Regions from separate parts of the Homo sapiens genome. Here region 1 is linked to region 2. A link is a loop called in an ENCODE intact Hi-C map of the cell type or tissue named here. Cell type or tissue: heart left ventricle. All regions are shown on one strand. Links, peaks and the distances in the headings refer to the core of each region. The heading gives the core; the rest is flanking DNA. Region 1 has its middle 32 kb from the start of API5. Region 2 holds the start of LRRC4C (leucine rich repeat containing 4C).

Region 1 (16,393 bases), core at 5,728-13,727, 1.8 Mb before region 2:
ACAAATAGTTGAGTAAATGCAATCAATCAGATTAGGCCTGGCATGTGGTTGGGGTTCAGTAGATATCTGCTGAATGAGTGAAAGAATGAACCCTATTTTCCACGTCTATTACACTTACTTATTCAACCAAAAAATACTAAATGCCAATGTGTTATATGGTTACCTTGATGGCTCCCAAGGAATCACACCTGCCAGTCTATGCACCCTGTGTAATGACCCTCCACATTAACCCTGGGCTTGCTCAGGTGACTTGCTTTGGTCGATGGAACATCAACAAGCATGAAGCAATTAGAAACTTGATAAGCATTTGTGTACTGGGGTTTGTCCTCTTGTAAAGCTGCACGGGGAAACGCAGATGAAAGCCCACTGGGAGAGAGAGGCTCAGCTGCCCCAGCTTCCTTCGCAAAGCCCACCCCCTGGCTCACCCTACAGTTGAATTCAGTTGCCTGAGAGCCCAGGAGAAACCAGCAGCAGGACAGCCCAGCCAAACCAAAGAATTGTGAGCTATAACAAATCGTTGTTGTAGGCTGGAGGTCAGTAAACTTTTTCCATGAATGGCCAGACAGTAAATATTTTGGGCTTCAATTTTTGTTGCAACTGAAATGGGAGAGTTCCCTGATGCCCCTCTCAGGATGTGTGACAGGGGTGTGACTCACCTGTTTGGTTGCCCTGCAGCTCAAACCCCTAAGGGAAGCATGCAGATGGGCAGGTGCAGAGGCCAGGGCTAGTGCTTTGGGCTCTCGGCCCCCTGGTAGTGTCTAGGGGGTGGGTGCCTGCAACCCAACCCCATGTTATAAAGCTCTTTTAGCTTTGCCATCTGCAGACAGCTTTGTGTATTAATCAGCTCAATGGACCCTCTCTGCCTTACTGCAAGGGCAGAGGGCCAGTGTGACAGCCTTTTGTATCCCGAGCTCTTGCCCAGTGTCCTGAAAGAATCGGATCACATGTGGGCTTGAAGCATGAGTGCAAGGCTTTTTTGAGTGGTGGAGGTGGCTCTCAGTGAGTTAGATGGGGAGCCAGAAGATGGGGAGGCAGGGTAGATAATCTTCCCCTGGAGTTCAGCCACCCAGTGGCCGGACTATTCTCCGACTTCCCTGGCCAAACTCCCCTCAGCGTCCAGACATCCTCTTCTCTCTTCCTCTGCCGTGTGGCTCTACCGTTGCTGCTCTGCTGGTCTCTGCTGCTCCTCTCAACATTCAACCGCTGTGTGTGCCCGCTAAGGTCTCAGGTTTATATGGGCGCAGGATGGGGGTGTGGTGGGTCAGGGTGGTCTTGGAAAATGCAACATTCAGGTGAGAAAACAGGAGTGCCTGTTCTCACTTAGGTCCCTGGGCACAGGCCGAGGGTGGATCCCTCACCAGGGACCTCGCCCTTCTCTACCCATCACTTTCCTGCCCTCCTGCTGTATCGCAACTACTGAACTCTGCCATTATTTTGCCATTATAGCATGAATACAGCCATAGATGATACATAAATAAGTTGGCATGGCTGCTTTGTTTTCAAAAATAGTGGCGAGCTGAATTTGGTCCACAGGCTGTAGTTATTGACCCTGCTTTAGGCCTCCAAGTTTTGGGAAAGTTTATTTTGCTGCAATAGATAATGGAAATAACCTGCCATATTCTTCTAATTATTCAAGGTATCCTCATTTCTCAGAACATTCCACAGCTACGACTTCATCCATGATGACTCCCTGGTGTGAAACGCCCTCGTTTCTTAGGCCTGGCCCCAGGAAAATTGGAAAGTCAGCAGTCTGTGTTTTTAGCCTCCCTGTTGAAAGATTCTAGGAGAACCAAAAAGAAGTGGTTAAGTGCTTCTTTCACTAGGAGGAGAAGGTGCCAGTTATTAAGTTCCAAATGAGTGATGGGGACTTTTTCCTGCCCCAGAACCCTACGGCTCCATGAAGTCTGAACAGGATGACTTAAAACTGCATAAGAGGCAGTTGAAGGGAAGTCTCTTAGCCTGATCATCTTGTTATATCATTAGAAAAATTCAATTGTCCCAGTAAAATGATGGCTTCTGACCTATCAATTCACATGTTGCCCAGAAGTCTCAGATTTCCTGGAATTTCTACTAGAATTCCTAGAACTCTAAGTAATAGTCTTTAAAAATCAGAATTATTGTATAATGAAGGGTTAATCACCAAGGAAATAGAGTCCCACCTTCTTGTTACTTCAAACTGGCCACATATCTGGTGGATAAGAGTGCCGATTCCCGAGTCCAGCTGCCTAGAAGAAAATCCTGTCTCTCATCCATTTAATGACTACATGACCTTGGGCAAATAATTTAATACTCTAAGTCCAAGTTTTTCATGTATAAAGTGGTGATAGTAATTGTATTTATCTTTAGGATTTTTGTGACAATGGAATTATATAATTTTCATGGATTTATCACCGTGCCTGGCTCATACTAAGTACTCAATACATTGTGGCTATTACAATTATTAACTCGCTGTCAGTCAATTCAATAGTTTCCCAATTCCTTAGATTTTATCATTTTAATCATTTCCTGAAGTGTTCTCACCTCTATAACTCATTGATTTGTGTGAAAAATGTTGGGAATAAGTAGCACAGTAGTAATTAATCTCAACTTAAGAAGGAGGAAAGTGAAGTTGAGGTGTTAGGTATTATTCTATTCCCCCAGTTGTCTTTATTCTTGCTCAATGAAGCTGGCAGGAGACAAGCATTATTGTTCCATATCCTTGGTTTACAGGGGGGAAGAAAGAGGCAGGGACTTAGGAGGGGGCAATGAAGAACTAACATTTAACTGTTTCAGGGCAATTCCTTCAGAGGCAAACCCTGAGAAGATCTGAATGAAGGAAGTTGATTTGAGAGTGTTCTCTGGACCAACATCTGTTGGGAGGTAAAGGAAGCAGGAATGGGCAGAGGGAGAAGCTGGGTGTCATTTAGTTGAAACAAAGGCCTCAGTCATCCCTTTGCAGCCCTGAGGCTGGAAAGACCCTGTGGAGTTGACCCAAATGAGGCAATCAAATTGGGCCTTTAAACCCACCAACTGATGAGTCTTTGGTTGTGGGCCACAACTGGTAAGGACAAGGCTACTGTCTTCAGTTGGGAACAATACCCAGAGGGGGACTTAGCTGACAACACTCTGCTGAAGGTTTTAGGGGGATCTGGGTGACCTCCCACAGCATTAACAACATACAGCTTCTACTAAGTGCCACGAATTGTGGTAAGAACTTTCACACACATCATTTCATTCACACCTCACATTTCACAACAAAATTGTGAAATAGCCAATGAAGAGAGCTATAATATTTTCAGTGCCTTGTGTATGTCAGATGGTTTCAACCCTTAGTTCATATAATTTTCCTAACAACTTGTCAAAGTTGGAATTATTTGCTGCCTTTTATGTGGTAAAGATAAACTTAGGCACGTTAAAATTTTAACAGCTTTATTTAAACAAACATTGATGCGTGAATTAGGCAGCACCAAACTGCAAGTGGCTCAGGACTCCACTGAAGGGACCCAAGGGGAAAACTTTTGTTCTGCATATGCAGAAGCAAGGCAAAGAAAATATTGGATTGAAAGGGAACAGTAGTTTTAAGATCCCTAGTTAGAGGTCAGTTGTTGGTTTCTGATTGGCAAAGCCCCTAGTTAGGAGTTACTTGTCAGTTTCTGATTGGTAAAGCTTAAGTTTTGTTTTCCTAGGATCTGACCCATTCAGGCTGAGTTGGGCTTTGGTTTGCTTACATAAAAACTCAGAGTGCTAGGGTGAAACCTCGTCTCTACTAAAAATACAAAAAATTAGCCGGGTGTGGTTGCGGGCGCCTTTAGTCCCAGCTACTCGGGAGGCTGAGGCAGGAGAATGGCGGGAACCCGGGAGGCGGAGCTTGCAGTGAGCCGAGATCACGCCACTGCACTCCAGCCTGGGCGACAGAGCGAGACTCTGTCTCAAAAAACAAAGAAACAACACTCAGAGTGCTAGAGTTGCCTTAGTGTCATTGCTTCCCAATTAATTATTCTAACAGATAGAAGAGAAATTGGCAGTTCAGAAAAGCCAAGTTGTCACTCAGGATCCGAACTCAGCTCTGTCTGACATCAAAGGTAGTACTCTTCCCACTGGGCAGTACAGACTCATGTTCTAGATGAGGAACTTGAGGTTTAGGGAGGTTAAATGACTTACCCGAAAATCAGAGCTGGCGGAGAGCCGAGTTGGGGCTTGAACTCAGGTCTGTTATGTGATGCTGTTTCCCAGGCACCATGCTGCTTTGCAGGATTGAGAAAGTTGTGCCCTGGGAAAGATGAAAAAGACCATGATACGGTGGGAAAACAAAAGGCAGCTAAGATGCAGCTTAATTTCTCTGAACTCTGTTAACTGTCCCTAACACTACGAGGGCATCAGGACACTTCCTGACAGCTGCAGTGTATCAGCTTTGTGCATTTCACTAGGGATGGCCGAGAAGGATTTCAAAATCTGCCTCTCAGTTTAGCCTCCCCCACTCCCCCGCACCGCCCCCGGCCTCTTCTACTCCTGTATCAGCCTCTATAGACTAGACACAACTTTGAGTTGGGGGCTAGAAAATCTTACTTGGGAAGATTAAGTAAAAAATTAAGTCAGGTTCCTTTGGCTGTGCTATTTGCTGCGCGTGGGGGCCACTAGATGGCGCTCACCGCCTATTCCTGAAACTCCAGTTTGTCAGTGGGGGCTTGGTTGCCTCGCTCCCTCCCTCTGCGCTGTAATAACAGTATTAATAGCTAATAGTTATTAAGAAGTTACTATGCGCCTAGTAAATTACTATGCTAAGCGCTTTACATAAATTATCTCATCTAATCCTTACCATAACCCTTGAAAATAGGCAGTTATCCTTAATTTACAAATGAGGGTAAGTAACTTGCCTGAGGTAACAAAGCTGATAGTCTCTGAGTCAAGCCTGGTTTCAACCTGGTCCTCTGACGTTAGAGCTTTGACCTCCACATTCGATCGTCTCTCCAGTCCTTATGTAACAGATGACGATGAGTGCTTGCTCTGTGCCGGATGCCACCTTACAGCTATAAGTAGTGGGATCCAGGCTGTGAATCTCAAACTTAACTACATTCTGTTTCTGTCTCTCTCTGAGTTACCTTCTGAAGGTGACAAAAAACGAGACTATTGGACCACTCAGACTCATTGGGGCCCTAGGCTGATTCTGGAGCCACCCTAAGATTCTCCCCTTGAGCACCTTCTGCTTCACGGAAGAGAGCTCTCCATAAGCTTACCCTGCTGCGAGTCAGCCCAGACTTTGAGTCAAATTCAGGTTAGAATCTCAGCTCCATTCTTTACTGGATCAGTGTAATTTTGGCTAAACTTCTCTCCAAAGTAACTGCTTTCAGCTCTGCTCCCTTGGCTGTAAAAACACAGAGTCACAGTCCTCAATCTTGCAGTGTTGCTGTGGGTCCACAGTCCAGGTTGAGAAGGGGCATTTGAGAAATGCGGGTCCCCTTACCCTCCCTCTCTGAGTTAGTTCCATGGTGTGAGGCAGCCCAGGAGGGGCGTTGGGCATGACTTTTCCAAAGTGGGTCAGAGATCCTTTAAGATTGATGACATCCTTTCTGGAGATGCTGAGAGAAGCAGTTACTTTATTTGTGTATCTGCTCAGTATCTCTTTCCCTCTCTAGACTGGTGCCCTCCCATAGGACTTTCTGCATTTATGGAAATGTTCTATAGCTGCATTGTCCAACATAGTAGTCAGGTCACACGTAGCATTTGAGTACCTGAAATGTGGCTAGTGAAACTGAAGAACTAAATTTAACCTTTATTCAATTTTTAAATCTTTTAAATTTAAAATTAAATTTGTAGCTAGTGGCTACTTTATTGGACAGCAAAATGCTAGACAGCTCAGTGTTCACTATCGTATCCCCAGAGCCTGGCACAGCATCTGCCCTTAGTTAGTGCTGGATACATATGTTTTAAATAAATGAATGCAAATTATCCACATGAGTCTTCCTAAACTACAAAAGTAGGCATTTGCATGTAGGAAGGCTTGGGGTCTGAGATAGCCAGAGGTTTAGTGAGTACTGTATTCAGGAAAGAACGAGAGGAGGAAACTATCAAACGTGTAGGTATCACCTAAGAGAGGGAATCTGAAACAGACCACGGACTATGCCGGGTATAAAGTACTAAGTTAAGGAACATTTGCCACCTCCCTATTTTGTTGTTATTTCATTTTTCCTGCAGTGATTAGGAATCAAATCCTTAAAGCAAGAAGGGAACTGTGGGCTCGATGGCAAAGTCCCGAAGAAGGGGAGGAGCTGGAGAGACTGTATCACTGCACAGTGAACTCTGACGGGGAGAGAACCCAAGGGATAGAGCAGGAGGCAGGAAGATGGCAGGGATCTTGGGCTTGTGTGGGAGGGAAGGGAATAGAGATATTGCTCTGGGATTTAACAGTCTGGAGGCTCAGTTAGGTCACCTGGTGTAAACTCAGTTACCTTTATAGTTCCTACTTTGAAGTTAAAATTGGAGAACTGAGAATACTGGCTCTTTCCATTTTCCTGCCTGTGGAGTCTCTCTGGCCTTAGCCTCAAGCAATTTCCCTTTCTCTCTTACTCTCTTCTCTCCTTCCTATGAGCCTAGTGTAAATTAATAATAATAATAATCAACATTTATCAAGCACATACAGAGACTCAGAGTCTAAATGGGTTGTATCTTTTTTTTTTTCTTGAAACGCAGTCTCACTCTGTTGCCCAGGCTGGAGTGCAGTGGTGTGATCTTGGCTCACTGCAACCTCTGCCTCCCAGGTTCAGGCGATCCTCCAACCTCAGCCTCCTAAGTAGCTAGGATTACGGGCATGTGCCACTACGCCTGGCTAATTTTTTTTTGTATTTTTAGTAGAGATGTGGTTTCACCATGTTGGCTAGGCTGGTCTCGAACTGCTAAACTCAAGTGATCTGCCCACCTGGTTCTCCCAAAGTGCTAGGATTACAGGTGTGAGCCACTGCGCTTGGCCTGGACTGTATCATTTAACCCTTCTACCGAGCTCTGAGGTAGCTGATTTAGGCAACATTTATCAATTGCTTATTATTACCAAGCACTGCTCTAACTCTTTAAATTTTCACAACCACCCCATTTTCCATGGGTAGGTGCCATTGTCATCATCATCAACATCCTTCAATTTACAAAGGAGTGCTCTGTGACCTGGAGGGGCTGAGTAACTTACCCAAGACTACACAGCCAGTGAGAAGCAAAGCGAAGATTTGAAACCTGGGCAACTGGGCTCCGGAGAAGAACCCTACTGCCAGGTTCTGGGAGTTACTTTATAGGTATCAACTCTTCTAATCTTGATAATAACCCTATAAGGTGGAGATAATTATTATTATACCCATTTCATGGGTGGCGAAGCTGAGGTTTAACGAGGTTAGGTAACTTGTCCAAAATAATACAGCTAATTAGATCTGTGGCCAAGATTTGAACCTAGGCAGTTGGACTTTTGAGGTTACTCTTTAAACCCTTGGGGTGGATGTTCTGGGTTGAATAATATCCTCTCCCAATTTATGTCCTTCCTAGAACCTCAGAATATGAACTTTTTTGGAACTAGAGTTATTGCAGATGTAACCGGCTAAATTGGGATTATACTGGAGTAGGGCGGGCCTTTAATCCAACATGACTGGTACCCTTATAAGAAGAGAAGAGACACCCAGACAGACGGGGAAGATGTCCATGTGGAGATGGTGGCAGACATTGGAGGGAAGTATCTATAAGCCAAGGAATGCCAAAAACTGGCTGCAAACACCAGGAGTTAGGACAAGACGAGGAAGGATCCTTCCTAGAGCCTGCAGAGAGAGCCTGGCCCTGCCGACCTGCTTTCAGACTTCCAGCCTGCAGAACTGGGAAAAGTCTCTGTTGTTTTAAGCTACCCAGTTTGCAGTAATTTGTGGCAGCAGCCCAAAAAAACTCAGACAGTACGATATACATTTTAAGACGGAGATGGAAGTGACAATTTTTTTTTCCTTTTTTTTTTTTTTGTTGAGACGGAGTTTCACTCTTGTCACCTATGCTGGAGTGCAATGGTGCAATCTTGGCTCAATGCAGCCTCTGCTTCCCGGGTTCAAGCAATTCTCCTGCCTCAGCCTCCTGAGTAGCTGGAATTACAGGCACACATCCCCATGCCTGCATAATTTTGTTTTTTGGTATTTTTAGTAGAGATGGGGTTTCATCATGTTGTCCAGGCTGGTCTTGAACTCCTGACCTCAGATGATTTGCCCACCTCGGCTTCCCAAAGTACTGGGTTTACAGGTGTGAACCACTGCGCCTGGCCAGAATTGACAATTCCTTCACTTGCTGGTCAGCATGAAGTAGCATAGACTTTGGAGTCGCTCTGAAAACTCAGGTTGAGGCTATGTTTTAGGGATGATGAGGGAACGTGCAAGGGAATAGAAGAGGGAGCTCCACTCCCCACTTGAGGGATTGACCCAGTCCCACACAACCAGATGGCGGAGGGCTGATTGGGTCTGTGCCTCCCCTTAGGATTATGGTTTAGGCTTTGGAGGCAAATATTAATAGACCCAGGTTTACATTCAGGCTCCTTCCTACTACCTGGGTGAGCTTAAACAAATTCCTTTAATTCCTAAGCCTCAGTTTCTTCCTCTGAAAAAGGGGTGATAATAATAGTTTTTCATTTGAGAATGGTTGCCAGGTTTAAATGAGGCAATACAAATAATGCCCCTAGATACACACATGAAGCTCTCAATGAATTATAACTGTTATTCTTCTCCCAGGAAGTGGCAAAGCGACTGAAGGAAGGAATGGCATCAGGCCTGGATGGTTTATGCTCCAGGGCTGAACTCCATAAGGTTGAATGTACGACCTGCAGGGTCCTGCGCAATTCTATGATCTCCCCCCATCTCTGGTGCTTCTCATAGAGCTGGACTCCATGAAATCTTTTACTATAGCCTTTTCTTTCCTAATCCGGTAGGTGGCAATAAGCCTCCGTCATTTTTCTTTATGAAGCTTTTACTCTTCAGCCCTGCTATTGGCTGTGTTGTGGGACGAGGCCATTGGGAGTGATTGAAGCAATTCAGACCAAGGGGACTCTTTTGGGAAGCATTCAGCACCCCTCAGGGCACAAACAGGGCATCAACCTCACCCCAGAGGGACTTCCCAAGAGCTCTTCTGACGATGTTTATCCCCGGGGCGGCCAGCTCAGACACAAAATTTATACTTACAATAAAAGGCCTCTGATTTTGTTCCCAGAGCAAGGATACATCATCTTGCTAAATCCCAGAAGGAGCACAGCCCTACTGGCTAAGAGGTGAACCCCATCTCCCTGGTAAATCTCATGGTGTTTTCGGAGGCAGCTACATGCCCCTGTAAATTCTGAGCCTACAGCATGGACATCATCTGGGACTTCTTAGAAATGTAAAATGTCAGGCTCCACCCCAGAGCTGTTGAATCAGATGGTGCATTTCAATGATCTCCCTGGGTGAATTGTGTAGCCAGGAAAGTTTGAGAAGTCCTGGCCTCCAGGATCTCAGAGGGAAATATTTCTTCTCACCAGCCTATATAATTAGTTCTCTTTAGTCCAGTGGAGAATAAATAATAAGCTAACATTGTCAACATGTGTCATATTTACAAAGGACACTATTACTGTATGCCTAAAGGAGATATATAAATAATATCTATCTATACACACACATATAGTCTTTTTTTTTGTTTTTGAGACAGGGTCTTGTCCTGTCGTACAGGCTGGAGTGTGGTGCTGCAATCTCTGCTCATTGCAACCTCTGCCTCTCGGGCTCAAGCAATCATCCTGCCTCAGCCTCCTGAGTAGCTGGGACTACAGGAACATGTCACCGTATCTGGCTAATTTTTGTATTTTTAGTAGAGATGGGGTTTCATCATGTTGGCCAGGCTGGTCTCGAATTCCTAGCCTCATGTGATCCACCCGCCTCGACCTCCCAAAGTGCTGGGATTACAGGTGTGAGCCACTGCACCCAGCCTACACATATAGTTTTGATGATTTACCTTTCCAATACCCCCTTAGCTCAATCCCATTTAAAGATGAGAAAACTAGACTTAGAAGTACGCAAGTATCCAAGAGGAGAGCTGAGATGTAAGCACAGGTTTTTGGAGTCCACAGTGACTGTATTTCAAAGTAGCAATAGAAAGAAAGGCCAGCATTTATCCAGTGCTTGCTGTGTACTAGGCCCTATGCCAAATGTCAAATGTGTTATTTAACATCATCTTCTTGACAGTTCTAAGCAGAGGAATACCATTGTCCCCGCTTCACAAATGAGAACACTGAGGAGCAGAGAAGTCAATGAACTTCCTTAAGACCACATAGCTGCTAAAAAAAAAAAATGACCTATCTAGAATTATCACCCAAGCCAGTATGACTCTGAGCCTGAGTTTAACACTACAGCTTAAAGTCTTCCTGAGAAATGTCTGAATTCCTCATGTACATGTCCTTTTGAAACACTTGCCTATGATTATAATGTACTTTTGAGTACATTATTAGTTTGATCTTTAAATTAGTACTTATAGCGACTTGTTTCTTCCCCAATGTTTATTCCCTTCTCCTACTATCTATATTAGTTTTCTAGGGCAGCTGTCACCAAGTGCCACAAGCTGGGTGGCTGAAAACAATAGAAATTTATTGTCTCCAGTTCTGGTGGCCTGAAGTCTAAAATCAAAGCATCAGCAGGGCCATTCTTCCTCTGAAACCTGTAGGGGAGAAATCCTTCCTTGTCTCTTCCTAGCTTCCAGTGGTTTTCTGGTAGTCTTCGGTGTTCCTTGGCTTGCAGGTGTGTTAACTCCAGTCTTTGCTTCCATCTTCATGTGGTGTTTGTCCCTTATGTGTCTGTGTTTTCTCTTCTTCTTTTTTTTTTTTTTACCTCAACCCAAAAGGTACAAAAATAGATTGTAATTAGGTAAGTTAAGATGAGGTCATACTAGAATAGGGTGGACCTTGTTTACAATATACTTTTCATTTTTATCCAGGTAACAGAAGTACAGAGTTTGGAGCCATCATAAGGAATGAAATATTGGCATTTGCAGCAACCTGGATGGAGTTGGAGACCATTGTTCAGAAACCAAATATCATATGTTCTCACTTATAAGTGGGAGTTAAGCTATGAGGATGCAAAGGTGTAAGAATGATATAATAGACTTTGGGGACTCAGGGGAAGGGAGGGAAAGGGGTGAAGAATAAAAGACTGACTACACAGTGGGTACAGTGTACACTGCTCTGGTGATGGGTGCATCAAAATCTCAGAAGTCACCACCAAAGAACTTATCCATGTAACCCAAAACCACCTGTTCCCCCAAAACTACTGAAATAAAATAAAATTGAAAACAAACAAAAAGAAGTAGAGTTTCAACAGTCAAATGTCACTCCAAGAACTAGGACCATGGCCTTTCCAGCTCTTCCCAAGGCCTGTTCTGGGAGCCACTTTGTGTTAGCACTGTCTGTGCCTCTCTGGTTATAACCTCATTTTCCTAAGTGGCCCAATGCTCACTTTCAGTGGTTGTTCATTTTAGGTAAATGGCAAGCCAGTGGGACAAATAGGGGCAATTTCTCCCCTCAGGTAGCGCAGACCTGATGCAGGTTAGGTGCCTGAGGAGGCTGTGATCAGCAGGTGGTCCTGACATGGGAATGTCCCGCAAGGCCCAGAGGTGGGTCATTCTTGGCACATTGATGGCACAACAAAGGGCCTCACATGGGGACCCATCACTAGGCTTCGCACTCTCACCCTGGCGAGGGAAATGGCTGTGACTCCTCCGTTTTATTCTTAATGTATATGCTCCTCAACTTACAATGGACTTATGTCCTAATAAATCCATCATCAGTCAAAAATGTCATATGTCAAAAATGCACCTAACGCTGCTAACAGAGCAGATGGTTCCCGACTTTCAATGGTTCCATTTATGCTTTTACCATGTTATGACAGTGCTGGAGTGATGTGTTTTCAGTAGAAATTGTAACCCTATCATGATTTAGAAGGAGCTCCTCTACCTACAATGGGGCTACCTCCCAAAAGACCCACCTCAATGTTGAGAAATCTTAAGTTGAAGCATCATAAGTCAAGGACTGTCTGTATGCATTTTACTTACATAGAAAGGTTACACAATCCATGTGTACATTATAATACACACCCGGGTCATATCTACAGGACAGTTCCGGAGTCTGTGATAGCCCCACTTCCTTCATCTGGGTCACCACAGTCTCAGTGTGCCCTTTGTGACATGTGACCTCTATATGGAAGCAGTCACCAGTGTACCTGTGGCTGAAGGTGGAAGCGCCACGGGCTCACCTCCCTCCCATTTCCTCAACCCTTTTCTCTCCTGTGGGTTTCTTTGCTTTCTAGTCTGCTCCCCACGCTTCCTCATGGTTCTTATTGCTCTCATCCCCCCTGCCCTTCCCTGGGCTTACACTTTTCTGTCTCCCACCCCCAAGCCACCTTCCCTCTCAGCTTGACTCCACCTCCCCCGTGATTTCTGATCTTTTCCTCCAGCCTGCCTTTGGGCTTTGTTGCGGGAAGACAGGGACCCCAAATGGAGGGACCGGCTGAAGCCATGGCAGAAGAATGTGGATTGTGAAGATTTCATGGACATTTATTAGTTCCCCAAATTAATACTTTTATAATTTCTTATGCCTGTCTTTACTGCAATCTCTAAACATAAATTGTGAAGATTTCATGGACACTTATCACTTCCCCAATCAATACTCTTATGATTTCCTATGCCTGTCTTTACTTTAATCTCTTAATCCTGTCAGCTGAGGAGGATGTATGTCGCCTCAGGACCCTGCAATAATTGCATTAACTGCACAAATTGTACAGCATGTGTGTTTGAGCAATATGAAATCTGGGCACCTTGAAAAAAGAACAGGATAACAGCAATTGTTCAGGGAATAAGAGAGATAACCTTAAACTCTGACTGCCAGTGAGCCGGGTGGAACAGAGCCATATTTCTCTTCTTTCAAAAGCAAATGGGAGAAATATCGCTGAATTCTTTATCTCAGCAAGGAACATCCCTGGGAAAGAGAATATGCGCCTGGGGGTATAGGTCTATAAATGGCCCACCTAGGTGTGGCCGTCTTTTCTGGTCTGTAGACTGTAGGGGTGAAATAGACCCCAGTCTCCCATAGTGCTCCCAGGCTTATTAGGAAGAGGAAATTCCCACCTAATAAATTTTGGTCAGACCGGTTGATCTCAAAACCCTGTCTCCTGATAAGATGTTATCAATGACAATGGTGCCCGAAACTTCATTAGCAATTTTAATTTCGCCCTGGTCCTGTGGTCCTGTGATCTTGCCCTGCCTCCACTTGCCTTGTAATATTCTATTACCTTGTGAAGTGCTTGATGTCTGTGACCCATACCTATTCACACACTCCTTCCCCTTTTAAAAATCCCTAATAAAAACTTGCTGGTTTTGTGGCTTGTGGGGCATCACGGAACCTACCGACATGTGATGTCTCCCCCGGATGCCCAGCTTTAAAATTTCTCTCTTTTATACTCTGTCCCTTTATTTCTCAAGCTGACCGATGCTTAAGGAAAATAGAAAAGAAGCTATGTGACTATCGGGGCAGGTTCCCCAATAGGGCTCCTCCCTGGACACTGCATTTCTTTTCACCCTCTTTCCTCCTCTCTTTACTTTCTACTTCCAGGCCTTTGCTCACTGGCTCAGTCTTGTTCTGCTCTCCCTCCTCCCATGGCCCCCACCCTGCACCTAGATGGGGGCCACATGGACTTGTGGGAAGCCACCATCCTGCACACACCATTCTCTACAGCACTTGGACCCTATTTGTAAAAATCCTGCTCCTTTATTTGTTCAGAAAAGCAGCCTTGTCCCCAACCCAACTGAAACCCAGCACATGCCCTTTGGTGACAACAGCCTCAGCACCCTCCTGATGCCAGGCCCAGGGGTGCTTTTTCTTCTTATAGGGAAGGACACCAGCCATGTTCATATAAGGGCCCACCCTGTTCTAGTATGACGTCATCTTAACTTAGTTAATAACAACCTATTTCTAAATACAACTGGTCACATTCTGAGGTACTTGGGATTAAGACTTCAACATTTATTTGTGGGAGACACCATTCAACACATAACAATATCTCTTGAACTCCTGGCCTCAAGCAATTCTTCTGCCTTGTGCCTCCCAAAGTGCTGGGATTACAGGCATGAGCCACCATGCTTTGCTCCATAACAATATCTCAAAAGGCAGTACAGTGGCCTGGTGTGTGGGTTCTAGAGCCAGAGTGCTGCAGTACAAATCCTGGCTCTGTCACTGAATGACTTAGAGCAAGTTACTTGGAGTATCTGGGCTTCAGCTTCTTCCTCTATAAATCAAAGGAGAACCTCAGAGGAGCATCATGAATTAATATACATAAAGCACCTAAAATAGTGTTGGAGTAGAAATTGCTTATGCCCTTTCCAAATCCCCTTACCAGCTGGTGCACCCATTCCTAGCCATGGCTGATAACTCACACCAGTGATCTTCTGTGGAAAAGGTGGCCCATGGGAGCCGCCCTGTTGGAGATGTCTGAGAGTTTGATTTCCCCTTCAAACTGGCCAAGGCTGGACTTTATCTGGGACCACATCCTTGCTTAGCTCTTTCTCCTTGCCTGAGCTCTCCTGAGAGCACAGCCTCAATAAGTCAAGTGCATCTGAATTCCTGCCTCAGGCTCTGATTCCAGGGTGCCTGACCTGAGCCAAGTGCCCTGGATGAGAGTATTAGATTGCTTCGGCTGGGCGCGGTGGCTCACACCTGTAATCCCAGCTCTCAGGGAGGCAAGAGGCTGGAGGATAGCTTGAGCCCAGGAGTTCGAGATCTGCCTGGGCAATATAGCGAGACCCCGTTCTCCAGAAAAAGGAAAAAGACAAACAAACAAACAAACAAACAAAAAAAACAAAAATGAAAGTATTAGATTGCTGTTACCATTAACATGTTCAGGGAGTGTATTAGTCCCTTCTCAAGCTGCTAATAAAGACATACCTGAGACTGGGTAATTTATAAAGGAAAGAGGTTTAATTGACTCACAGTTCAACATGGCTGAGAGGCCTCAGGAAACTTACAATCATGGCAGAAGGGGAAGCAAACATGTCCTTCTTCACATGGTGGCAGCAAGGAGAAGAAGAATAAGCAAAAGGGGGCGAAGTCCCTTATAAAACCATCAGATCTCAAGAGAACTCACTCACTACCATGAGAACAGCATGGAGGTAACTGCCCTATGATTAAACTACCTCCCACTGAGTCACTCCCATGACATATGGGGATTATGGGAACTACAATTCAAGATGAAATTTGAGTAGGAACACAGCCAAACCATATCAGGGAGCCAGGAATTTACCTCCCAAACTCCCTGCCTTCCCCATGATTCAGTACTGCAATTATATATATATATTTTCTGCCATTTATCTTACAATGCCAAGAATGAAAAGTTTTCCCCGTACACATTGACGGGTTCCTGGGCTGAGACTGTCCATGCGCACCCAGGGGAAGCTGTCCCTTCATCATCACTGGCCACCCCTGAGAGTGTGTGCAGGCCTGAAGCATTTCTCTTTGCTTTACCTCAACTTCGGACTGCTAAGTTTCCTCTGCACTTCACTGCAGCAGCCCACTTCTTAGTGCTTGCTCCTCAGTCATTTGTATGGAGGACGAAGTCTACTTTGTGACAACATCTGGGATTAGTAAATGTTGTTGGCTCAGCCTAACCCAGTTCCACCCTATCTGAACTCAGGTTGGCTTGCTACACCTTAGCCCTGTCCCTGTCATCATCATCATCATCATCATCAATCATCATCATCATCATAACTGCCTCTTAGCAAATGACTAGTATGTGCCAAATTGTCCATAGTATATGTAATAATAACAAAGACATAAGTTTTAACCTTCAAAAATACCTTGAAATAATGAGTGACATGCCGTTTTATTAGTGAGGAGCAGAAGCTCAGAGAAGTTAGGTTACTTCCTGTGGCCACACAGTTGAGCCAGACTTTGAATCACAGTCATTTGGGGGAGAACCAAGTGTAACTACTCAAGTTCTTTGTTGAAATTACATTCTCTATAAGCCCTGAAACCATGAGCCATTGATTTTGTCTAGCGAATAGCACTTCTGATAGCTGGTGTTCTAGGCCCTTCCCAGAAATAAGAAATGACATTGTAACTCCTTGAATCTGTCCTTTCCTTTTTTTCTCCAACTTGGGCTTAAAGTTTCCTCAAATTGTTTTACTTCTATTTGCCATCTGAAGCTTCCTTAATCTACTGCACTTCTTCTCCTCCATTCCCCAAGCCCCGGGCAAATTCATGCATATTATTTGCCCATTTCATTCTGTTCCTGAGATTTGTTTCTCTAACATTCACTCAAGTTTATGCCACCCAAGTTCCAATTCATAATAAGATTTGCATTTTCAGACTTACATTTAAATCAAAGCATATGAGATTCTTGTTCATCACAAA
Region 2 (16,393 bases), core at 3,591-11,590:
CATATCAATCATGTAACATCTTCTATTTTATTCACAACTCTTAAACCCCCTAAGATATTTTTATGCATATTTGCTTATCTGATTTACTAACTATAAGACTCCACTAGAATGGAGACCACATGATTGTAAAAATGTGGTCTGTTTGTTTCAACACTGTGCTCCAGCTAAATGAATTGTAACTTGTATAAAATAGATTGTGGGCTGGGCACGGTGGTTCACGCTTATAATCCTAACACTTTGGGAGGCCAAGGCTGGCAGATTGCTTGAGCCCAAGAGTTAGAGATCAACCTGGGCAACATAGTAAAACCCCATCTCTACAAGAAAAAAAAAACAAACAAAAAAACAAATACTAGCCAGATGTGGTGGTGCACACCTGTAGTCCAAGCTACTCAGGAGGTTGAGATGGGAGTATCACCTGAGCCCAGGAAGTGGAGTCTGAAGTGAACTGGGATCATGCCCCTGCACTCCAGCCTGGGCAACAGAGTGAGATGCAGTCTCAAAAATAAATAAACAAACAATAAATTCGGTTGTGATATCAATTTTTGTTTGAATGGATAACTAGAGACTTCTGTTTCCAACCAAACCAGAATAACAGGGAACAGACCCATTCTCACCCTTTAAAAAACTACAACAAATTGAACAAAGTGTTTGAAAGTGCAATTCCACTGGACAAAAGTCAGCATTGAATACTAAACCCTGAGGTTAGGGAAACAAATGAGGTAAGCCCTGTGATTGCCCCAGTTTACTGTTGGAGACAGTTTCCAGGCTGTATGGTAAGGAGGGAGACCTTAGGTGGGTCCCAGAGTCTCCCTGAGTGGAAGCAATAGAGGCTGGAGTCTGTTGTGGCCCATCCAGCTAGAGTTCATAGGACAGAGTACCAAAAGGAGTACACTGTGGAGTGAGAAAGCTCTTATGATCTGCAGAATTAGTCTTCATGTTAGTCTTCATCAGAGGACTAATCAGAGGATGAGGGAGAGGAAACTACCAGTACTGGGGAAATAACTACCTAAGAAAGCAAGAGGAACAATTCCAAAAGATCACAAGAAGCCAGAAATATTTTATGTTCCCACCAGTCAGAGAGGAAAAACTTCATAAGACATGAGCATCAGGTAGAATATGCAGCGGGGCATTGCCTCAGTAGTGGGGGAACATTAGCCTTAGACTAAGGCTTCTCTGGTCTTGCCTAACAAAGCTTGAATTCAAACAATTAGAAAGCTCAAAGTTCTTCCAAATAACTGTGTTCTAGAACAAACTCTAATAATCATATTTTGATCTGGCCAACATGGTGAAACCCCGTCTCTACTAAAAATACAAAAAAAAAAAAAAAATTATCCGAACATGGTGGCATGCACCTGTAATCCCAGCTACTTGGGAGGCTGAGGCGGGGGATTGCTTGAACCAGGGAGGTGGAGGTTGCAGTAAGCTGAGATTGCACCACTGCATTCCAGCCTGGGTGATAGAGTGAGACTCCATCTCAAAAAAAAAAAAAAAAAAAAATTCGGCATCCAATAACAAAATTAAAAATTGTTGACATACAACAAGAATTATCAGACATGCTTAGAAATAATAATTTATAACCCACAGTGACAGGGAAAGATAATTAACTACAACCAATTGAGAAATAATGGAGATGAAAGATTTAGTAGAGAAGAACATTAAACTATATAAATATGTTTTGTGTTTTCAAGAAAGAAGATGAAAACTTAAATAAGTTAAAGAGAGGAATGGAAGACTTAAAGATCCAAAATAATCTCCTGTAGATGAAAACTGTAATATTTGAGATTTAGCCAGGCGTTGTGGCTCATGCCTGTAATCCCAGCACTTTGGGAGGCCAAGGCAGGCAGATCACCTGAGGTCGGGAGTTCAAGACCAGCCTGACCAACATGGAGAAACCCTGTCTCTACTAAAAATACAAAATTAGCTGGGCGAGGTGGCACATACCTGTAATCCCAGCTACTCAGGAGTCTGAGGCAGGAGAATCCCTTGAACCCAGGAGGCGGAGGTTGCAGTGCGCGGAGATCTTGCCATTGCACTCCAGCCTGGGTGACAGACTCCGTCTCAAAAAACAAACAAACAAAAAATTGAGTTTTAAAATATGCACAATGAAATCAATAGCATATTTGTTAATACCACAGAAAAGATAAATGTATTTAAAGATTTAGCAATAGAAAATATCTAAAATGAAACAGAAAAAGACATGAAAAAGACAAGAGATTATCAGTGAGATGTAAGACAACATTAAGTAATAAGCTGCCTACTATGCATGTAAATTGCAGTCATCAAAAACACGGAATAGGGACAGGTAAATGATATGAAGAAATAATGTCTAAATTTTTTTAAATGTTGATAGAAATTATAAACTCAAAGATTCAGGAAGCTCATTAAAATCTAAGTAATATAAACCTGCAGAAAGCATCATTAAATTACTTAAAAAATGCAGAGAAAAAGAAAAAAAATCAAAACATCCTCAGTGTAAAAAGAACCATTATGTACAGAGGAACAGTAGCAGATAGAGTCGGAGTTTCACCATGTTTGCCAAGCTAGTCTCAAACTCCTGACCTCGTGATCCACCTGCCTCAGGATCCCAAAGTGTTGGGATTACGCTGCACCCAGCCTTTTTTTTTTTTTTAATAATGGAAGCAAGAAGACAATGGACCAAAACTTTTTCAGACACACAAAAGCTGAAAAAATTCATCACCAGCAGTTCCAAAGTATGTTAAAGGAGGTCCTTCAGCTAGAAGAAACATGATAACAGATGGAATCTATATGTATAGCTATGAATGAAGAACATAGGGAATTGTAATAATGATATGTCAGTAAATATCAATTCTTTTTCTTATTTTTAAGTCATCTTAAAAGGTCAATTGACTAAAGAGAAATAATATCAATATATTATTGGGTTCATAACAAATGTGGAAGTAAGGCATACGACTAAAGAAAAATAATATCAATATACTATTGGGTTCATAACAAATGTGGAAGTAAGACATATGACAATAATACACAAAGTCTGGAAGAGGGGAACTTGATAAATATTGTTGCATACTTACATTCTACATGAAATGGTATTATATTACTGGAAGGTAGGCTATAACTTAAAGGTATATACTGTAAATCCTACAGCAACCTTCCCCCCTAAAGAAAGAAAAGAATAGGCCTGATGCGGTGACTCACTCCTGTAATCCCAGCACTTTGGGAGGCCGAGGCGGGTGGATCACTTGAGGTCAAGCGTTCGAGACCAGCTTGGCCAACATGGTAAAACCCTGTCTCTACTAAAAATACAAAAATTAGCCGGGTTTGATGGCCTGTAATTTCAGCTACTTGGGTGGCTGAGGCACAAGAATTACTTGAACTCAGGAGGTAAAAGGTTGCCGTGAGCTGAGATAATGCCACTGCACTCCAGCCTGGGAGTATGTCAAAAAAAAAAAAAAAAAAAAAAAAAAAAAGAAGGAAGGAAGGAAGGAAACCACCAAATAAACCAATGAATGAGATGAAATGACATTTTAAAAATATTCAATCCTAACAAAAGTAGAAAAAGAAGTAAACAAAGGGTAGGTCAAACACATAAGCAGAAGTGGCTGGACAGCAGATTTCAATCCAGCTTTATCAGTAATTACAACAAACTCAAATGATCTAATCATTCCTAATTATCAGGTATTGTAATATTGTGTAAAAAAGTAAGACATAACTATACATTGATCAAAAGAAACTTTAAATAAAGGTGCACATAGGTTGAAAGTAAAAAGATGCAAAAAGAGATAGGCTGCTACTAGTAATCCAAAAAAAATTGATGTGGCTGAATCAATGCCAGATAAAGTAAATTTTGTTAAAAAAATTACTGGTGAAAAAGAAGGTCATTTCATAATGATTTCATAATGAGTATTTAATCCTCAACATATATGTGTCTAGTAACAGAGCTTCAAAACCAGGTAAAACTGATAAATCTACAATTACAGTGAAGGATTTTGATAATATAGTGATAGAAAATCATTTAAGAGTATAGAGACACTAAACCACATTACCCACCAACTTGTTGTAATTGACATTTATAGACTGCTTCACTTAACCACAGCGGAACATACATTATATTTAAGACCACAAGGAACATTTACCAAGTTATGCCATATTTTGGGTCACAAGGCAAATCTTAATAAATTTAACAGAAATCAATTCATACAAAGAGTGATCTCTGATCACAATGGAATTAATATGAGAAATCCATAACAGAAAGATAAATGGAAAATTCCCAAATATTTGGAAATTAAATAACACACTTATAAATAAACCATGGTATAAACAAGAGGCCAAATGAAAAACCAGGTTCTCTTCCTGGTTTATGAATTGACACCTTCTTGTTGCATTCTAACATGGCAAAGAGAGAGATTTTCTCTCTCACATCTCTTATTAAGAGGGCACTAATCCTACTTAAGAGGGCTCCACCCTCATGACCTAATTAACTCCCAAAGGCCCTTGTAGGAAAGAAAAAGTAGTATCTTTTCCCCCCTCATCACAAAGTTTATGGCTGAGGTCCTTATATCAAATAAAAGATTAACAAGATGAAAACATACAAATGTATTTAATACGTTTCAGGTGACATGGGATCCTTCAGAAATGAAGACCCAAATAGACGGAAATTTATGTATATTTATGCTTATATTTGATGAATGGTATACAGTCATATAGAAGAACAATTAGAGAAAATGGTAAGATTTAAAGGTAATAAATTGGAGAGAACTTAGTGAGGCCCATTTGTTCAGATTCTTCTTGGCATCTCTGTGTTTGCAAGGACAAGAATTTCTCTTTTTTCAGCGTATGGGGAGGGCCCTGCTGAAACAAAGGTTTTATGACCTTACTTTAGTAAGACTAGCTAGATTTTATGGCCAGTTTCAGGGGAGAAGGGAAGAGGAAAGCGAGAGTGACCTTTCTGCTTCTGTCATTTTCTTAAATGTCGAAGTGACATATTTTGGAATAGTTTTTCTTGAATCTCATCACCCCACTTCCAAATATCATAGCATTAGGGATTAGGGCTTCAACATATAAATTTGGGGGGACATAAAATAAGCACAGAGGTCTTTTTTAAATACCAATACCTTAGTGTTTGGTGACACTATTGGCTTCAAAGTAAGTCTTGGTGAGGAAGGAGTGTTTGCTATTAAACTTCCTTCCAAATATCCTGTTTGAGTCAAGATATCATACAATCAAGAAAGTGATTTCCCTTTCCTGTTGAGTCTTAGGACACATATATAAAGCAAGAATGCATATACAGTCATTCCTAGGTATTCATGGGGAATTGGTTCCAGGACCCCTCTGTGTATCAAAATCCATGATTGCTCAAATACCTTATATCAAATGGTGTAGTATTTGCATATAACTTATGCACATCCTTCATAAATCATCTCTACATAACTTATAATGCCTAATACAATGTAAATACTATGTAAATACTTGTTATATTGCTTTTTAAAATTTGTATTCTTTTTATTATTGCATCGTTATTTTTAAAAAATATTTTATGAATGTGGGACCATGGATACAGAGGGCTGACTGGGATGCATATAATAAACTTTTAAAAAGTGGCAAATGTTACATAACTATAGGTTTACAAAAACAAGATCAAACCAACTCTTTGTAAAAATAAATTTAAAAACACATCTTCAACACCGAAAGGATTGATTAAATCATTTATCTTCTTTAACTTGGTGGTCCACAAAGCCAGACACATAGTACAAATCAAGTATCTACTTTATTTATAAGACATTTGTAGCACTGATAGATCACTTACTATGTGTCAGGAGATATGGTAAGCACATAATAAATATTAATTCATTCCAGTCTTAACAATAATCCTACTGGGTACATATTAGTGTCCTGCTTTCAAGTGACATAGCAACCTGATTTCAAAGACATTTTTTTAAAATTAAAAATATAAAAAAAAAGAGAGAGAGACAAAGTGCACCCCCACCCCAATAAAAGACAAAGATGTATGACTTGTAGAGACTAATCACCCTATATAAGGAAAAATTAAAATTTGAACCTAGATCTATCTAAATTCCAAAGGCCAGTTTTTAACACTACATTTTACTGACAATTTTGCCAATTAGTGCTGCGAGGTGGTATGTACCCATTAGTTATATTTAAGTAACTGAAGGCTAAGATGACATGCTAGAGTCTTTTAAACATTTCACACATTAACATAAATAGAATTGATAAAGACCAGTCAAGAGTCTTTGTACATTCTACATATGTGTTGCCTTTTTTAATGTTTGACTCCTAAACATGAATAATTCTTTCAAACTAATTTTTATAGACTAATTGTATTCATCCAATTTACAAACTGTTTTGTAGTTTAATCTAGTAGCTGCTATATTACATACAATATGTTGATGCTATACTTTATAGAACAAAATAAAATCACTAATAGAAATAGTATTATATGCAAGTCTAATCTTAGTTAGTGGCACAGTGTTTTTTCCAATATTAATCATAGAAAATCTACCAGAGTTATGAAAAATGGTGATTTGAGAGGGATATTTGGAAAAATATAAAATGTAAGTTATTCTCTAAGTTCTTCTTTGCACCTTAAAATTTTGTAAAAATTCAATTTTTTCATATTAGTCCCATCAATTTTATTAAGATCTGTGTTTACTAAATAAGATTAAATTCTTGCCGTTCTTGGAAGAATTATTTTACCTGTGTTTTCTTTTGTGACATCTGCTGGCAATACCTGGTATTACACTGCACTATAACTCACCTTTATCTACCTTCTCCAACTGTCCAATACTTTTCCAGATAATAGCAATTTAATTCAACTTAAAGAATATAGTGAGTGTTCTGAACTAATGAAAAGGTATTTTAATATGAAACTGAATCATAGAAGCAGAAAATTTAGCCCTCTAGAGGCTGATAACTTATTTAGCATATTACACATGTATTTTAATTTCATTGCTTGGTACTAAAAGAGATGTATACTTTTTTTCTGAAAACTTTAAGCTCGTTTCAGGCAAAAATGTTATATATTATAATGCTTACGATGGACAATTGTCAACCAATCCCTCTAGTGACACTGTCCCACACAGATGTTCTCTACAATTTCATAGCTATGTGATTTAAAAGTGTACATTAAAGTAAAACTGTGCAGGTGTCAAGTCTAAATTCATGTTTAAAAATGAATGAACTGTACCTAAATTGCTATATACATCGGATCCATGGCTGTGAAGCAGAATGCATGAGCAAACTTTTTATATTACCAGGAATCCATTTATCTATAGTCCCATCAGTCAAATTCAGATACTTGTTGCCAGCTCCAAGCTTTATAGTCTGGAGCTGGTTTTTGAAATTGCTTTGTATTTCCATTTAACAGCCAGGGAAGCAGCATGTTAAAATTTTCCTCGGTCTCCTTGGATCCTATTTATAAAGCTAATTTGTCTCCCCAGACATTTTTTTTTTTTCTCTTTTAAATGCCAGTTCTAGGCTTCTAAACCATTAACCCCCCTTCTTTATCCCAAGCAAAATACTGTCACAGACAACGCCGTTGCAGGACAGTGATGATTCCGATGATGATATAGTTCTCCCAGGCAGGATACAAAACATTTCGTCTTCTGGCCGGAGATGGATTCACTGCCCTCCCTGCAGACACGCAGGCTCACACACGGAGCACTGGGAAGTACACATTTACTGTACTGCATGCCGACTGCCTTGAAGAAACTGTAGCTAACCACCTTATTAGTATTCTTGCCTCCACCGTGTCTCACTTGCAGCATCAGAGGGCTGAGCAAATGCAGTAGAACAGGGACAGACACAGCTCTGGCAATCATCTCAATGCAGGCTGCCGAATGTTGGGGGTGGGGGGATGCAGCACTTCGAGATTAATAACCTTGCCATAATCCGGGGCACCCTGCAAGCAGACACCTCTGCTGATTGACCTGCTACTGGCTTGATGCATCTGCCTGGGGGAGAGGGATCCGGAATCTACCTAGTCCTGGGGCCCCCCTGATTTTGGATGTTCATTTGATCCTTCACAGATCTGGGAAGGTAACAGCGAGCCGTACCATCTGCAGCACACAGCAGCTCTTGGAGGTTACTACTGACAGTTTTCATTACACTGGTTTGTGTGAGTGCGTGTGTTTGTGTGTGTTTGTGAGTGTGGGTGCCTGCTTTGCATGAAAGAGAATGTGTGAGTGTCCGTGTGTGTGTATGTGTTAGTGTGACAACCAAAGCAGGTATTTCGTACAGTAGGAGATTTCAACAACGTGACAATATTCTCTAGGCACTTGGGCTCACTGTCTGTAGCCCCCACCCCCCGCCTTTCGCCACCTCCTTGCTTCCCTACTCCCCCTTCTGCTTTTGCCTTTGATGAGTTTTTGGCTTACTTTTTGGCGGAGTCTCTTGGACACGTTTTTGCTGGTGCTGGAAGATCAGATACATGGAACCTTTGAAAACTGATTATTTTTCTCCGATATGACTTAAAAAAAAATAAAAAGAAGAAAAGAAAATAGAGTAGTGCACGGCAAGCTAGAGGATTGTAAATTTTCCTTGGTGAACTTTGAGGATCCATAAAGAAGGTAAGTCACGGGACTCCTCAGATCTCAGTTCTTGTTGTCTTGCAATGTTTGTGTTTTCCTGCTTGTTTTCGGAAATGTATATGCAGTTTATATGCTCATTTTTAGAGATTGGAATGCTCAGAAGAACTCAGTGTGTGGCATTTTGGGGCTATTTTTTATGCCAAGGAGGTTATTTCCATTTGTATAACCATCCCCCCATTCCTCTTACCATTTTTGTACCTCTCTTGTTTATCTAACATTTTCACAGGGAATTCTGAATATATGAAATATGGAAAAAAATAATTCCGCCTTTCTCCTGCCTTGCAATACTCTCTAAATTTGAGGAAAAACATTAATCAGAAAAGCGACTGGCAGAGGCTCTGAGTTAGAGGCAAAGTGTATCTGCTCAGAGACTGGGGGCTGGGGAGGTGGGGATGTAATCCGGACTTTCACGATAACTTAATAGTAGACTTCCCCCTCCCCATAGCTCTATTTTTTTCTTCTTGAATAGTTATATCTGCTCTAGAGAGTAGCGAATGCGTGGAATACAGAAAAGCTGCTTCACCAGCTCTTAATTGGAGCAAATGAGAACAAAGTGGAAATTGTTTAGTATTTTGAACCTCTCTCTTTTTGCACTGATTCTCTCGCTATTGCATCTCATTAACCTTTTGGAATGCAGTGTCCCCTGATTAAGACTAGTGTCGCTCATTTTGGAACATCCTCTTACCCTACATGGTCCCCCGAGAAGGGAATGTGCTTGAAAATTGCTCTTAATTGTCTATTCTTGGCTGTAAAAGCAAGTGGCATGAGGAATTCAGGTGACTTTAGTCAAACATCTTGCCTAACTCAGTCTCTTTAGTTTCCTGGTAGTTAACTGTGCCTTTCTTCACCCGCCCCCCTCCCCCCCACCACGCTTTTCCTTCAAAGTGAAACGCAGACAATATTTTACCTGTTTCAATCCCAAAGTTATTTAATTAAAGCAAAATATCATTTCATTGTGATAACGTCTGTGTTCCTGTGTCTTTTAGTATTTTTATCTCTGCATTGGCATCAATTAGCTTCACCCCAGGAGTAAGAATCACTTGTAAATAGGTTTCTAAAATGCTGAGACCTCACATGAAGGCAACAGAATCTTACTCTTCATCTGCCAGTGCATGTGGATGGTTTATCCTTAAGAGAATAGTGTTAGTTCATGGACTGTTAGCCAACTTGAACTGTTACTGTGGACACGTTCATGGAAGAGATGACAGGTGTGTTAACTAGGTAGAGAAGAGCATACCTAAGTGATTCTCTCCAGCTGTTGATGTCTATGTATAGAAAGAAGATGCAAATTGTAACATAATAGATTTATTCAGAGGCTACGTTGCCTGGGTCAAAGATTTATGAGAGCACCCAAGTTGAGAGATGTCAGGCATCATACTCAAAACGTTGATTATATATATATATTTGTTTTTAAAAAAAGGAGTTACAAAAAGAAAACAAGCAAACAAACAAACAAACAAAAAACTTAAAGAAGAGATTATACTCTGGTATTACCCTAGGCTATCCTAGCCTTTCATCTATCTAATATTTTTTGCATGATGATTTTAGAGAAGTAGGTAAAAGAGGACAACTGTGAGAAGCTGCCCCTCCTCCACCCCTGGAGCAACCTTGTACCTGGTACTCCAGGCAGAGCTCTTGGTAAAAATTACCATGGGAAGACTCCTGTCAGTATAATTTATAATATGTCTTTCATGTCAATGATTTATGATCATGATATTTTTATCTGTTACCCGTAATGTCCAGGTAAATTTTTCTTATCTAGAAAGGAGGTCTGTTGTTTTCTTTTTTTAATTTTTAAATGGCTTGAGCCTAGGAGAAACCCTAAACAAAATTTTATTTTCTTTATGGAAAAAACAATCTGAGGTTCATAAAACCTGAAAGTGAGAATAATATATGAATAAGAAACACGAAGTTTCTGTTGTAAGGAGAAGGATCCTGATACTCCAAGTGCCAATGGGTCATGGCAGGGTATTGGAGGCTCTCCAAGCTCTGCCTGGACAATCAGCATTCCTTAAGTTGGTCAGCCCTTTATTAACCTGTTTCTTTTGGCAACTAGTCCCAGGTATAGAGGACAGCATTTTAGGTCATCTATTTAGTGTTAGGACTGTTCTGAATAGAGAGAGGTCCTTTAAAAATGTCGTTCTGGAATTTGGCAAATTAGTACCTCTCTCCATTGAGGCTATTTAATGTTGACTGTTTTCCCATTCATATTCTCACCAAATACTGGTATATTTAGATGTGTGGTGTTGGTAAAAATTAATTGCATAGATTATTCTCAATACTACCTCAAAACAAAACAACAACAACAACAAAAGATACCAACTTGGTTTTTGTGTATTAAAGATTTAATAATTGTAATGAGTGAATCTTTTAGCGATAGCAACACTTTCATGATCACTTATTTTAGGCTAGTAATAGAAGTGGGGGCCAACTCAGGATTTTCTGATTACAGCTTATGAAATGTGCAAAGCATTTCTCCCATATCTCAAGGGTTCCTGATGGTGTTTGCACAACTGTAACTTTGCATCTGTATTTTCAGCTCAGGCCAGAGCAATGATAAACAGCTTTTGATCAGAACCAACTCCAGATCCATGCCTTTTTCAGTTTTATTTTGTGGTAGAGAGGGTTTTGACGTTTACCAGGGTTTGTTTCATTGCTTAGAGAATTCAGAAAAGAAAGGTAAATGGGGGTAGGGAGCTTTCCATTTCAGTAGGAGTAACTTGTCACAGCTGCTAAAGAAAAGGCTAAAGTTCCCTAGAAGCAACATATGCAGAGTTATATTTTTAAAAGAATGAATTGGTGAAGGGTTTCTCTGAGTTTATTGGGGAGAATAAAGGACATTCCGTTTCTTCTCCATTTGTCAGGCCTTTCTCTGGGACTCTGCTAAAGTCAGACAAGGAGGCCCAACATTCTCCAGTGTGTTTCTGTGTTTTTAAGACCCAGGGTACTTAACACATGAATAGCTCTTTCCCTCTGTAACAAACAGGGTTGACAGCTGGAAAGTCAGCTACTGAGAACCTTTAAAAAAAAAAAGCCAGGAACATCACCTAGTAAGAAGTTTAAGAGCAGAGAGGAGCTTTTGGAGCTCTGGCCCTGGAGGTGGGTAAGGATCAGGTGGATTGAACTTGAAATTTTGATTGCTGAGTCATTACAACAGCCTAGAGCTGTATGTTAGCTCAAAGAGCTGAGCTGATGCTGAAACTGTGGCTAATAAGAATAGGCTAAGAGCATCAGCCTACAACAGAAAATGAAGGATCTTGGAAGAAGAAGATACACTCTCTGATGACAAATGCTATTTGTATGTCCTTGGTACTGTTCTCCATCACTTCAGAACAACCTCTCAGGGACCCCAATAAATTACAAAATAAAAGATGGATTAATTGATGTGTGAATAGAGCAGGGGCTTTGCAATAAATTAAGCCAACTCACTCAATTATCTGCATCTCCATTTGGGACTACTCAGCAGTCACAGATAAAATGGGGAGTGGTGGAGGCTGGGGTTAAAATTAGAAGAAAAAAACCCTCTGGATTGAGAATCAGAAGATGTCAGTCAAACATTGCAAGTATTGCTTAATGGTTGGTAGGTCATTCAAAGTCTTGGAACCTTGATTTCTTCCTATATAATTTGGAAATAACTATTCTTAACTCATAGTGTTGTTGTGAAGGCTATGATGAAATATTGTAGAAAAAAGGATCTACAAATATACACTTATGTAGAAATGTAATGTGTTACAGTAATGATGACTTTATGTATTGTTCAAGACATAAAATGATTCCTCCAATATAATTTCAAGTTAAAGTGTTAAGCAGAACTGGTCTATTCTTAATGATTAGTGATTAACATTTATGTTGTTATAGTTTTGGCGTTTTCCAAATGTGTTGACTCTAACTCTTTTCAGTAATTTTTGTGGTACATTCTTAGTTACTTGTGAATATGTGTATGTGTCGTGTGTATGTACATGTGCATGCATACATGCATAAATTATTAGCCAATCTATATGAGGCATAATTTTAGTTTCATGAAAAATAGAAAATGTATAATGACCTGAACTCATTTTCTGGATATCCAGAAAATGTAAGAAAAACTTGACTTCCCCAGACTTGGACATACACAGACTACTAGCAAGTTTGCACTCACCAAATAACTCCAGTCCACAATGAGGCTGTTGATTAGAATTTGAGTTACACTTGGGAATTATATAAATAAAATATACATTTATAATAATAGCACAGCATACAGTGATTTTCACAGTGAGCTGCATTTGGTGGAGAGATAGACCAGAATTAAAAAGCTGACTTGGAAGTTATGACAGCAAGAGAATATGGTATTGAGAACAGGCTTTGTAGTTGAATAGAATGAGATCAGATACCTAATCTCATGAAGCCTTAGCTGTCTAATCTGTAAAATAGGGACAATCAGTTATAAGCAATTCTGTGATGAGTGAATGAATAATTTTATATAAAGCACTTAATAAAATCCTTGACACAAAATTGGACTTCTCTAGGTAGCTCACATATATTCTCTCATTCCTGTTCAACTAGTTTAAGAATAGGAAGACCATACTAATTCAGTGTATTTATATTTTTATACAGGGGGTAAAAATCCCAAAACTAATCTGAGTGCCAAATAAAATTGGAGACAGAAAGCTATATTCTGAAAGCTGTATTTCTGTAAATTAGCTCATTTCATGTACCATGGCTTCATCAGACCCTTTTCTGGAGCAGCCTAAGTACCCTTTTCAGATGTCATTTCACTTATACTCAGAACTTTCAAAATGATACCGAATATAAGGAGCAATAGTCACGTGCATCTTTCCATATGTGGTTGCAGAAACACAATTCAGATGTCAGCAAGAGGTGTTAATATTGCTCTTTATCTAAAATCTCATTTTGTTCACTGTTAATAAAAGGATGCATATTTATTAAGCACCTACCAGGAACAAGCGCTACAATCATTGCTGTGGGGAGTATTAGAAGGATTCTCTGCTCATAGCTATTTGCTGCAATTCCTGTATTTGGACAGGGAATGCTGCAGTCTTAAAGGCGGCCCCTTGGAATTTTGACTTGATAGTTAACAAGAATTAAGATTCCTCTGCCAGAATCTGACCTATGTGGGGCTGTGTCATTCTGTGTGACCTTTATTTTGTTCAAGAACATATCAGAAAAGATGTAAAAAGCCTTGTTCTTACTAATGTAGCTGAGCTGAGCTGTCAGTGATGAGTCCAATTCTGCTTTGCTAACTGCACGGCTGGTACCACTTGACCCAGGTATTTCGGTACTGCAAAGTCAGCCTTTCCCTGTGCATGGAGAGAACAGGGTTTTGTCCTTCAGGTTGTGGGTTCTTTTTATCCTTAAAATGAATGGATGAAGTCTGCTTTATGACTTTGTGAGAAGAAAGACAAGATCCATGCTCCCTGCATTTTAAAGCTTCATGCCATAAAATTTGATTCTAGGAGAGTTAGAAAGGAAAGAGGGATGTCAATTGGTCAAAACAGCAAACACAAGTTCATTGGCCTCTACCACAGCCTTAAGCATCAGAATTTGTGGTTGAAGCTTTGCATTGAACTAAGGAAATTCCTTTTGTGATATACTGCAAAATATATTACCAACACACACCAAGAAAATATAATGTTATAATCAATTATCTCATAGAGTCAGCAAAGGTATTCTATGTGCCAGGCACTGTGCTAGGTATGTTAGATTATTTATACTTCTCACATACAAACACACATACACACACACACACACATACACACAAAATAAGCAAGGTAACATTATTATTCCCATACTACAGATAAGGCAAACAAAGGATTTATTTGCCCCAAATTCTGACTCACTCCAAAGCCCATGTCTGTTCTTTTATGCCATGGTTTCTTTTATTTGTAGGATGTGAACCCAATGCTTCTTCACATAATTATAGACAGTCCAGAGCAAGCCTTCTGTAAATGCAAATCAAGTAATCACATTCCCATAATAGGGCCGACTCTATCAGTGGAAAGATGTGATGTTAGTATCTCTAAGGGGCCTCTGAAAGGTGCTTCTCTGAACCAATGGGTCCCTAATATAGTACATGATCAGTACCATATTTTTGTGGTCTTTGGCAGAATCCATAAGTTGAGGCAGATCTCTATTTAACTTTGACAGTTACTTAAATCTTATTAAAATGTCTGATGCCATGTGCATGATTGTACTGCAGTTACAGGACACAGAGGAAAGTAAAGAAATGAAAGTCTTCTCTGTAACACTAAATCTTAAGTGACATTAAGGAGCATTTGCAGAATTTACTTTATGGGTAGCATGTCCCAATATGTTATGTCTCATTAGTAACATACCTTTGGGAAGGTTACTTTTGTAGCTGTATTTCCATATCTTACCTTGTAGTGTTGTAAAAAGATTAAGAAAAATAATGCCCACAAAGTATCTAGAACAGAGATTAGAATTTAATTGGTACTCAGTAAAAGGTATCTCATTATTATAATAATTAAATTTACTTATAATCATTAGTAGTAATAGTAATTATGATAATAACTTAGCAGTTTCAGTTTGTATAAATGTTGTTGTACTCTGCAGTGCCAGAGACGATACAAATTATTACCAGCACATGAATAAACAGAGAAGCAAATATTCTTGTTTGTCTACTTATAAAAATATAAAACAGAGGAGGGAAATTATCTTTCAACATATTGATGTCAGTGGGGGACATGATGGAAAAAGAGTGACTGGTACAGAACATTCAAGGAGACCAGAGAAAGAAAGAGAACGAATTCAGAATTTCATAAACTGGGGAATTCTTTCTAAAGTCAGGTTCTAAAATGTGAGCCATTAAACTCATTGCTTGGCTGTAAACAAGAGAAAAGGTCATATTATGAAAGCTTTCTTGAAAAAGAGAGGAAATAGCAATCTTTCTTCCACTTAAAACTGTCAAGGAACAAAGAAAATTTTAACACCAACTTTTCTCTAATCCCTGTAAAAATCCTCTAGCTTTTTTACATAATGTAGATATTCAATTATATTTTATCTGTTTTTGATGTTCTAGCTGTTCCTTTACATATCTATTGAGCAAACACATTAGCATGTTGAATATTTGATAATAAGTTACTTAAAGATGAGAGATTTCAATTCCTTGTGTAAGTCCTTTCAATTTATACATTCATGCTTTAGGTAACAAGTCACAGAAACAAAGGCCAAGTAAGCACACAATGGTGCAGGGTGTACATTTTTTCAACCATATGATTGGAATTAAAACCTGTGACCATATATACCTTGACCCCAGTAGATACTCCAAATGGAAGAAGTAAAGAAAATAATCCATATAAGTTGAGACAAATGTTTGAATAACATAGTAAAAAATATGTGTGAAGTGAAAACATTTAGGAAAAAATCAATCTAATAAAGGCATACTCTTTCCTGAAAACAAGCAAATGATTAATAACACAGACAGTGGATGGGTTTGCTAATTTTTTGCTGTTGGAGACATCCACCATGCATAGTGACAGCAGTCTGAATACAGATACATACAAGGAAAAAACTCTACTCTCCCTTCTTCAAAAGGAAAGCCATGTTTATATGTGACTTTTGCTCAGGGTCATTTTCTCTACCAAGGTACCTGGACTACTATTAAGCATTAAACATATTATCAGTCAACCTGTTCTGATTCCAGTGCCCAAGTAAGAGCAGATATAAAAATAGTTTAAAATTTTTCTGAGTGTTCCCCTGGCTGCCAGCACTTTCATGAAATAGGTCTGTTTTGCTCATGAATACCTAACTTCTTCCTGTGTTCATCTGGTTGATGCTATTTCCTGTTTTCCCTT

The links. Peaks named below come from ENCODE experiments on the same cell type or tissue, not always from the same donor. Only the 100,000 strongest peaks of a DNase experiment are listed, where the experiment ranks them.
Region 1: it touches region 2 in a loop (17-fold over the local background); 29 of 110 quality-filtered maps call a loop at or near these places.

Annotation. Positions count from the first base shown.
Region 1 is chr11:43,271,349-43,287,741 of GRCh38, reverse strand. No RefSeq gene overlaps it. Among named protein-coding and RNA genes, the nearest start is that of API5, 32 kb to the left of the region's middle. In heart left ventricle, for the core only: a CTCF peak has its summit at 8,913 (motif pointing right); no DNase peak of the experiment used is centred there; H3K27me3 peaks cover 766 bases.
Region 2 is chr11:41,451,599-41,467,991 of GRCh38, reverse strand. It overlaps LRRC4C (leucine rich repeat containing 4C), which reads left to right and starts at 8,340. Exons shown (of 7, transcript NM_001258419.2): 1 at 8,340-8,561. In heart left ventricle, for the core only: a CTCF peak has its summit at 6,726 (motif pointing left); no DNase peak of the experiment used is centred there; H3K27me3 peaks cover 3,041 bases.